Regions from separate parts of the Homo sapiens genome. Here region 2 is linked to region 1. Evidence: read pairs that join two places in POLR2A ChIA-PET (ENCODE). Cell type or tissue: PC-3. All regions are shown on one strand. Links, peaks and the distances in the headings refer to the core of each region. The heading gives the core; the rest is flanking DNA.

Region 1 (4,000 bases), core at 1-4,000:
GGTGGCTCATGCCTATAATCCCAGCACTTTGGGAGGCCGAGGTGGGCGGATGCCAGGAGTTTGAGACCAGCCTGGCCAACATGGCAAAACCCCATTTCTACTAAAAATACAAAAAAAAAAAAATTTAGCCGGGCATAGTGGCACATGCCTGTAATCCCAGCTACTCAGGAGGCTGAGGCACAAGAATTGCTTTAACCAGGGAGGTGGAGGTTGCATGAGCTGAGATCACGCTACTGTGCTCCACTGTGAGCAACCAATGAAACTCTGTTTCAAAAAGAAAAAAAAGAAAAAGAAAAAAAAATCAAAAAAACATTTTGATTCATGGTTACCACAGGGAAGGGATGAACTTGGGAAAGGGAGAAGCTGACGGAGGTCTGCAAAGGTATTGGTCATGTGTATTTCATAAAATTAATTTTATTTGTATTCTTTAAGGAGTAAATAAACGTTCTAGGAACTCATTTATAGAAAAAGTAGAAAACAAGTATTTGCCACATTAAGCAGGTGCCCAGTGCAATGCAAGCTCTCTGGGCTTTGGTGGAGATCAGGGAAGGATTCTTGAGGAGATATCGAGTGAGAAGAATTCTGAGTAAGAATCGTGAAGGAGTCCTGTAGGCAGGAGAAAGACCAAATTAAAGGGCTGTGGCTTAAAGGAAGATGTTGCATAAGGGGTACTTGAAGGTGGTCCCTGGGCCTTTGACCCAGGCAGTAAGAGGACACTGGAGTTCGAAACTCCTAGATCCAAGGTGTTCCATGCTAGCAATGGGACATTTTAATATGTCTCCATATTTCCCTCAGCAAACTGGATAATTCAGAAAAAATCTAATGCACAATCTAATATGACTCACCACAACTAGAAAAAAATATTTAGAAATGGTAGAAATGTTCAACAGCTAAAAATTCCAATGAGAAATGATAGGTTGTGCATTTTAAAAAATAAAGAAATCATGGGCCTAGAATGCAATTTTCCTCACAATCACATTTCATGAAAGGCAATAATTAAAATGGTTAGTTTTAAAAAGTCCCTGAACCTGTTACATTTTCTCAGAAGCATTGGACCGAAATGCCTGGGCTCTTGTTTCCAAGGCTAGGTAATATTCAAAGCCCTTCAGTTAAAAAAAAAGGAGGATAATGCCATACTGCTCCCCTTTTACTACAATATTTGCAATGCATTACCCTTTCAAAATTGACAAGTTATGGTTAGAACATTTTTTAAAAACCATACATATGCATATACATCTATCCATCCATCTAACCAAGAATCATTTATGAAGCTATTATAAAACTCTCTGTCTGGAAGCAATGAGATAATAACTAAATAATTACAATAAAAATTAATTAAGGTATTCAAGAAGTGTTATGGAAATACAGAAGAGGAAGAGACTAAGTCTGCCTGTGGACTCAGAAGAGGGTAACAGAAGAGGGGCAAATTAGTTGGGTCTTGAAAGGCAAGCAGGAGCCGAACAAGAAGAGAAAAAAGGAAGTGTCCTCTGGGTAGCTGGTGGCACGGGCCTGAGTGGCATCCTTGGGTAATGCCCAGAAGCTTGAGTGGCTGAAGTGTGGCAAAGGTTGGAGGAAAGAGAATACTAGAAAGTGAAGCTAGATGCCAGAAAGGTAGGCTGAAACCAAGTGAGATGTAATCCTCTGAGGGCAATAATCAAGAACATTAGCAGCATTCTGGCAGGGCTATATCATGATCAAAGCTGTGTGTTCACAAGATGCAGGCAGAATGGAGGGTGGATAGTTGCCTGGGGAGAGACAGGAAGACAACTAGTGAGAAGGCTGGAAGGAAACCACAAGGACATTGCAAAACACTGTCTGGGGAAGAAATACTGAGTGACTTACATAAATCACTAAGGTCAGGGAGCTGTCTGAAATATTTAGGAGGTAGCCTTGCCAGTACTTGGAGCATGAACTGATGTGGAGTGGCCAGGGGTGGAAATAATTGAGCATGGTTTTAGTTTGAGATTTCCTGGATCCACTGAGGTATACAACTCAGGAAATAAGAAAAGCAGATTTATGAAGCAAGAAACTGTGTTAGATCTGGATCCTGTTGAGTTTGAAGTAATTGAGGAACTTCAGGACAGAGATATCAATGGGCAGAGCTCAGAGATGTGTGAAAGGGTGAAATCACCTAGGGGGGGTTTTGTGGGGAAGGCAGAGAGAAGGGGGTCTAAGATTAGATCCCTTGTACATCCTAACATTAAAAGCCCATTTTTCCTCAAATTGTTCCATGGATTGAAAATATATTGAATAATACTTGATCCACTCTTCTGTGACCAGATATATAGTGAATCTCTGTTTATTGATGAATCAAAGATGTCTTTTTGAATCAAATGCCTGTGTTAAATGGTTCAGACTATCTTTCAGAGTAGTGATGATTGAGTCCCCATACACAACTTATAGTCAGCTTGTCAGGCCCCGTACATAGAGCACGTGGTTCTTCCCACAGGCTCCTCAGTACACAGTACTAGGGAATATATGGAGAAAGAAGTACAGAGCCTTGTAGGTCTGAGATCCGTCATGGATGAAATGTATTCTCACCTAAACAAAATGATGAGGCCTGGTCAGAGACAAAGCCCTACACAGACCTCGCCTGCACACCCAGACCAGGCCCCACTAGTCACCTTTCGTGACAGTCTAGGGTCTACTGAATCACAGTGAGATCATTCTGAGATGTTCACGCCCAGGCACAGGAGCACAGAGGCAACTGGACAGCACTCTCCTTGGCCCGATGACCACTGTAATAATGAACACGGATGTAGCTTCAAAACTCTGAAGCATGTTATCACTTGATCCTTGAGATGGTTTGGATCTATGTCCCCACCCAATTCTCATATCAAATTGTAACCCCCAGTGTTGGAGGTGGGGCCTCGTGGGAAGTGATTGCATCATGGGATCGGTTTCTCATGGTTTAACACCATCCGCCCTGGTACTGTGGTCATGATAGTGAGTCTCACAGGGATATGGTTGTTTAAAAGTGTGTAGTGCCCCCTCCCTCTCTCTCCTTCTCCTGCTCCTGCCATGTAAGACGCCCCACTTCCCCTTTGCCTTCCTCCATGATTAAAAGCTCCCCAAGGTCTCCCCAGAAGCAGATGCCACCATGCTTCCTGTATAGCCTGTGGAACTGTATGTGAGCCAATTAAACCTCTTTTCTTTACAAAGTACCCAGTCTCAGGTATTTCTTTATAGCAGTGGGAGAACAGACTAACACAATCCTCATAAGAATTTTGTGTCTACTAATTTTACAAGGATAAAAGCTAAGGTCTATTAACTTAATCAAAGCCACATAAGCAGAGGGTTAGATTTAAGAACTGTCTCTGGTATTCTATAAAAGATAGTTCCTTCCGCTTTGTTTTAGGATCAGAAAGCAGTGCCTCGGGAAGAGTTAGTCCTTTTAATCTTTTAATGCACTTTCTGAGCATTTTTATAATAGGCCCCACAAAGATGTCCACACCCTAATCCACAGAACCTATAAATATACTCATTTCCATGGAAAAGGGGACTTTGCAAATATGATTAAGATGGAAGACCTGCAGATGGGAGATTGTCCTGGATTATCTAGGTGGCCCAATCCAATCACCAGTCCTTCAGTGGGAGAGGAAAGCAGAAGCGTGGGTCCGAGGGGCGCAACATGTGAAGAACTTGAGCCATCACCACTGGCTTTGAAGATGAAGGAAGGAGGCCAGGTTTAAGCAATGTGGGGGCCTCTAGAAGCTGGCAATAGACCTCAGTTTGTATCCAGCAAGAAAATGGGGACCTCGGCCCTACAGTCTCAAGGAACTGAATTCTGCCAACAGCCCAAGTAAGCATGAGACAAATTTTCCTCTAGAGCTCCACAAAGGGTCACAGCCTTGCTGATACCTTGATTTTAGCCTGGTGAGACCCTCACCAGACTTCTCACCTACACTACGGTAGGATAATACACAGATGCTGTTTAAGCGCTAAGTTTATATAGTCTGTTATTGCAGCAACAGAAATCTATTAAGATCCTTTGTATCTC
Region 2 (5,562 bases), core at 676-4,675, 640 kb after region 1:
CCCAGCTCCAGCCTCTAAACTCACCCTCTGTTCCCAGATCCATTCTTCACAGCAGCAAAAGAGTGATTGTAGTTGAGTTCCTCCATGCAAAATACTTAAAGGTGCCCACTGCCCACAGCATGAATCACAAACAACTTTGCTTGGATTTCAAGGCCCTGTGTGACCTGGCCCTGGTTTTCCTGTTCAGCTTCCTTATCCATTACCTGCCTCCATTCACCTGCTACACCTCAGGTTCATCCACACACCCACCACAGTTCTTTCTCACTTTTTTTTTCTTTTTTCTGAGACAGAGTCTCACTGTGTCACCCAGGCTGGAGTGCAATGTCATGATCTCAGCTCACTGCAACCTCCGCCTCCCAGGTTCAAGCGATTCTCCTGCCTTAGCCTCCCAAGTAGCTGGGATTACAGGTGCACACCACCACGCCTGGCTAATTTTTGTATTTTTAGTAGAGACGGGGTTTCACCATGTTGGCCAGGATGGTCTTGATCTCTTGACCTTGTGATCTGCCTGCCTCAGCCTCCCAAAGTGCTGGGATTACAGATGTGAACCACTGCGCCCGGCCCTGTATCACTTTTAAATATTCCTGGCATGCCTCCAAGAGTTGCCTGACTCTTCCTTCTTCTTGGAACACCCTCCCTAGTCCTTGACTCCTGGCAAACTATTGCTTATTTGTCAAGTCTGGGATCAAGTGTGCTCTCCCATCCACAAGGCTTTTTTATCTTTCCCAAGCAGCTCTCCCTTCTCTGTCTCTTCCCTGTACTTACTGTCATAACCATGAAAGGCCTTATTTTTGCATCAGAGAGGAACTCTATTACACAGTAAAGCAGTGTGGGGAAAGTCAAGTTAAGTAAATTTTGCTACTATCTGAGTTTCAAATTTGCTGATGTGCACCGGAAATTGCAAAGCGAGGGATATAATATTGCTTATGTTTCTCAAATATATCCAACCATGGAATGCTTTTTGCATTTTTCCAAGGAGCATGTATGGATTCCAAAAATTCAGCTTATAATTGTTTGCATTAGAATGGAGGCTTCTTGAGGGCTGGGAATGTCTATTTTTATCCTGGAAATCTCTTGCTGTCTCAATACATATTGAATGAATAAATAATTGCTAACAGTGGAAACGGATTAGTATGTCATTGTATCACTGTTATAATAACTTGCAGACACATTGGGACTGTTGACTGTGGCTCTGCACACAGTCATCACATAGGCCCACCTCAGCTAGTTACTTACAAGTTTTACCTACTTACTGAGGATGAGAGAGAAAAATTAGAGAATAGAACTGAAATGCGGCCGGGCACGGTGGCTTATGCCTGTAATCCCAGCACTTTGGGAGGCAGAGGTGGTTGGATCACGAGGTCAGGAGATCGAGACCAGGATCATCCTGGCGAACATGGTGAAACCCCGTCTCTACTAAAAATACAAAAAAAATTAGCCGGGCGTGGTGGCGGGCGCCTGTAGTTCCAGCTACTTGGGAGGCTGAGGCAGGAGAATGGCGTGAACCTGGGAGGCAGAGCTTGCAGTGAGCTATCACGGCACTGCACTCCAGCCTGGGCGACAGAGCGAGAGTCCATCTCAAAAACAAACAAACAAACAAAAACCCCCAAAGGTTTATGAATATTAGGAGAAACTATCATGGAAACAATTCTAGAAAGACATTCCATACTCGAGTGATACAAGTATATATTTAAGGCAGAACATGAACTATGATTGGAGTAAATTAAGACATTTATAGTCTCTGAGAACAGAAGGGATTATGAAGCCTTCTCTCCACAAATAATATAGAATTTTACCTTTGCAAATAGCACAAACCTTACATAATTTCTCCATACATTTTACTTAACTTTATTTAGATTTTCTCTTTACAAAATTTTGCATAAGTTTATTGAAGCTGAACTTTGCTCTTTTTTTTTCTATAGTTCTGCCCTGGCTTTGCTGAGCAGGTTCCCTAAACACATGGAGACCTCCTCCTTGGGTGATTTAGCACTTGTTACATGCCCATAGAATCTTTAAAAATACTCTTGCAGCTAAATTCAAATACAAAGGCAAAAGAAAAAAAAATGTTTTTAAGTGTGAACACCCCCAGTGACAAACAGCTGTTCACTACTACAGTTTATTGAACCGAAAGAAGGTCTCTCCCCTTCCTGTCCTGCTGGTCTTCTCAATAGGAGTCACAAAAATGGAGCGTTTTAACACAACTGGTGAACAGTCTCATGAGCTGCGTGAAGATTTGCTAAATCTGCCAGGAGAGGGCAGCACACCACCTTTCCCTAGCTCCTTTTTTTTTTGAGACCAAAAAAAAAAAGAGTTGGAGACCAGCCTGACCAACATGGTGAAACCCCGTCTCTACTAAAAATACAAAAATTAGCCGGGTGTGGTGGTGCGTGCCTGTAATCACAGCTACTCAGGAGGCTGAGGTAGGAGAATTGCTTGAACCTGGGAGGCAGAGGTTGCAGTGAGCTGAGATTGTGCCATTGCACTCCAGCCTGGGCAACAGAGCAAGCCTCCGTCTAAAAAAAAAAAAAAAAAAAAAAAAAAAAAAGCCCACCACCCAGATAGACAGGAGGTAAGTGAGGCAAACGAGGTGGCCTAGAGTAGAGCACATCACGACCTTCTTTCCTTCTTATCCCACTCCCTCCCTCTCAGCTATTCCCAGGGGCTTTGGGTGGAGTGGCTAGACCTGGGGAAAAAGGATACCCTGGAGGATGCTGTTAGGTGCACACTTTCTAATGCTGCTCTGGCAACCTTAGATGCCACAGCTCTGAAGACCATCATCTGGGGTCTTGGCAAAAGGGTGGTGTGTGTAAAATTAACTTTCGGCCAATTTACCTTTTTCTTCTCTCTCCAAAGTCTCCATGCGCTAAAGTCACCTACTTTAATGCCAAATTGTTCACCCCATATGTCCCATGTCACCTATGTAGCCTACCTTCTCTTGCACCACCAAGCAAACACCAATAACTGACATATATCACTGTCATTGACATTTTGCAGTCATCAACATTAGTACTTGTTGACAAAAAGAGTCAAACTCTGTAAAATATTTGAAGAGATTTATTCTGAGCCAAATATGAGTGACCATGACCTGTGACACAGCCCTCAGGGGTCCTGAGAATATTTCCCCAGCGTGGTCAGGGTGAAGCTTGCTTTTATACATTTTAGGGAGGCATGAGACATCAATGAAATACATTGAAACAATATATTGGTTTGGTTCAGAAACGCGAGACAACTCAAAGCTTGGGCGGGGTTGGGGGGATGGTTCCAGGCTACAGGTAAATTTCAACATTTTTTGATTGATAATTGGTTGAGTTTGTTTAAACACTTGAGATCAATAGAAAGGAAATATTCAGGTTAAGATAAAAGATTGTGGAGACCAAGGTTCTTTTGAAGTCTTAAAGTGGCTGCCCTTAGAGACAATAGATGACAAATGTTTCTTATTTGGACCTTTAAAAAGTACTAGATTCTTAATCTTTTCAGGATTGGGAGGGCCTGAAAGAAAAAGATCTAGCTACCTTAATAGAGATTCTTTACAGATACATATTCCCCCCCCTCCATGCCCCCCCACCCCCCCAACACACACACAGAGGACAGCTTTGCAGGACCATTTCAAAATACAGCAAAGAAACATGTTTTGGGGTAAAATATTTTGACTTTCTTCTTTGTCATGTAATGTTATGCCAGGGTCAGATTGGAAAGTAAGTCACGGTATATAGGGTTAAATAAAACCATTCTGATGAGAATTTATGGTTTGTAGGGCATGACTCTCCAGACCCGTTAGATAGGAATTTGTGCAAGCTAAAAAAATCAGAGCTTAGTCCTCAGACTTCAGAATTTATAAGTTGCCTTCCTGTATTCAGCCAACAAATTCTTGTTGTGTACTGCTAAACACCAGATATTCTGCTAGATGCTTGAGTTTGAAGATGGTTGATATGACAAACTCCTGTGTTCAAAGAAATTTCAGCCTGATAAAGAAGCCAAATACGTGTGTGTGAATATATAAATATAAATATCATATATATTTAATAAGAGTGGGTGGGAGGCCTTTACAGTCAGACATAAGACAGTTTACAAAGGAGTGAGAAGTCTGAAGTCATACAATTTGTCAGAGAAATGCAAGCAGTTTAGCATTATAGGATTAACAAATGTTGAGGTGGGAAAAATTGTAGAAAAATGATTAGGGGATGAAGAGCATGTGGTAATGCTCTGGGAGAATTAGGAACCATAAGCATGATCATTATTACTCCCATTTTGAGGAAGCTGATTCACGTAGAAAGTCAAGTCAACAGAAATTTGCTAAGGAGCTGTCTCCTTTTAATTTAAATTCTGATTCCCTGAGATCATCTCACTTAAGCCTCAGATGACAGGGGGATTGTAGAAGAGAGCCCTTCCCTGAACAATTAGCATTACAAAAGAGGGCATTCTTAACCCAAATGAATCTTCAATGGATAGAATACCTAAGAGCAATCATTTGTTTCATATTTTCCTTTTGAAACTACTTAATAGAGATACCTTAATAGAGATGCTTTACAGATGCACGGTTGGAAGACTAGTATAATGTGTGTGCTTTTAAACACATACAGTTTTTTAAAATAATGTCACTTCATTTCTGAATATTTGAACATGACTATCCTAAGACCGAGTGTATTCTTCTAAACAATCAAACTCAAAAAAGCAGTCAGGTAATTTATAATAATTCACTACTACCTACTATCATCTAATATAAAGGGAATCCTCAAATCTCTACAAGGGCCCCAATATTATACCCCTCCCCAGTCTGGGATCCAATCAAGGATACGACATTACATATAGTTTTCAGTTTCTTTCTTTGTTTCTCCAAATCTCCTGAATCACAAATACTTCCCAACCTCATTAGTCTTTCAAGATAAGTGACATTTTCAGAGTCCAGAACGATTTTGCTTTTTTTCCAGAATGTCCCTTTGTCTGATTGTTCTCTTGTGATTAGATTTGAGTTCACCATGCTTAGCAAGAAAACTACATGTGATGACCTTCTCCAAGAGTCACACAGCAGATGACATCAGTTGGTTTCATCACTGGGACTGATGTTTGAACACAACATCAATAAGACTCTCTCTAGATTTGTCTACTCTATATACTCTGCGTACCAGGAGACTGAGGCCATGGGGGCTGCCTCAGATTTTCCATTAGAGGATCAGATCAGTGGATTGAGTATATTATGTTTCTTGTATTTTCTCTTAGAAAAAGAAGAAATCTAATTATGTTTTATCGATGTCTAAATATATTTGACCTAATGTTTTCTCATGTGACCATCACAACAGTCCTGCAAATCATAATCATTATCCCATCTCTGATGAGAAAACTGAGAAACAAAAGGCCAAGTGAAATCTCAAGTTCACAGAGTAATGGCAGATCTCGGCCTTGAACCCCTCTCTTCTTACTCTCAATGCACTGTCCTTTCCTGTGTGTGTGTCAGCTGCACTCTCCTGGGTATTATAGAGCAAACACATACTGAAGATTTCCTGTGCAGTTCATCACCACTAGAGGGAGGGAGAGGATCTCCAAAGTTAACATGTCTCCATTCAT

The links. ChIA-PET counts read pairs that join two places held together with the same protein. Peaks named below come from ENCODE experiments on the same cell type or tissue, not always from the same donor. Only the 100,000 strongest peaks of a DNase experiment are listed, where the experiment ranks them.
Region 2: POLR2A ChIA-PET joins it to region 1 with 7 read pairs; 1 of 35 experiments calls an interaction of 5 or more read pairs at or near these places.

What each region holds. Positions count from the first base shown.
Region 1 is chr2:225,024,618-225,028,617 of GRCh38, forward strand. The region is part of intron 1 of DOCK10 (dedicator of cytokinesis 10); the gene reads right to left. Among named protein-coding and RNA genes, the nearest start is that of DOCK10, 16 kb to the right of the region's middle. In PC-3, for the core only: no CTCF peak of the experiment used is centred there; a DNase peak (open chromatin) is centred at 1,794.
Region 2 is chr2:225,663,293-225,668,854 of GRCh38, forward strand. The region is part of intron 7 of NYAP2 (neuronal tyrosine-phosphorylated phosphoinositide-3-kinase adaptor 2); the gene reads left to right. Among named protein-coding and RNA genes, the nearest start is that of NYAP2, 270 kb to the left of the region's middle. RefSeq lists a silencer at 5,411-5,460. In PC-3, for the core only: CTCF peaks have their summits at 2,231 (motif pointing right) and 2,468; a DNase peak (open chromatin) is centred at 2,239.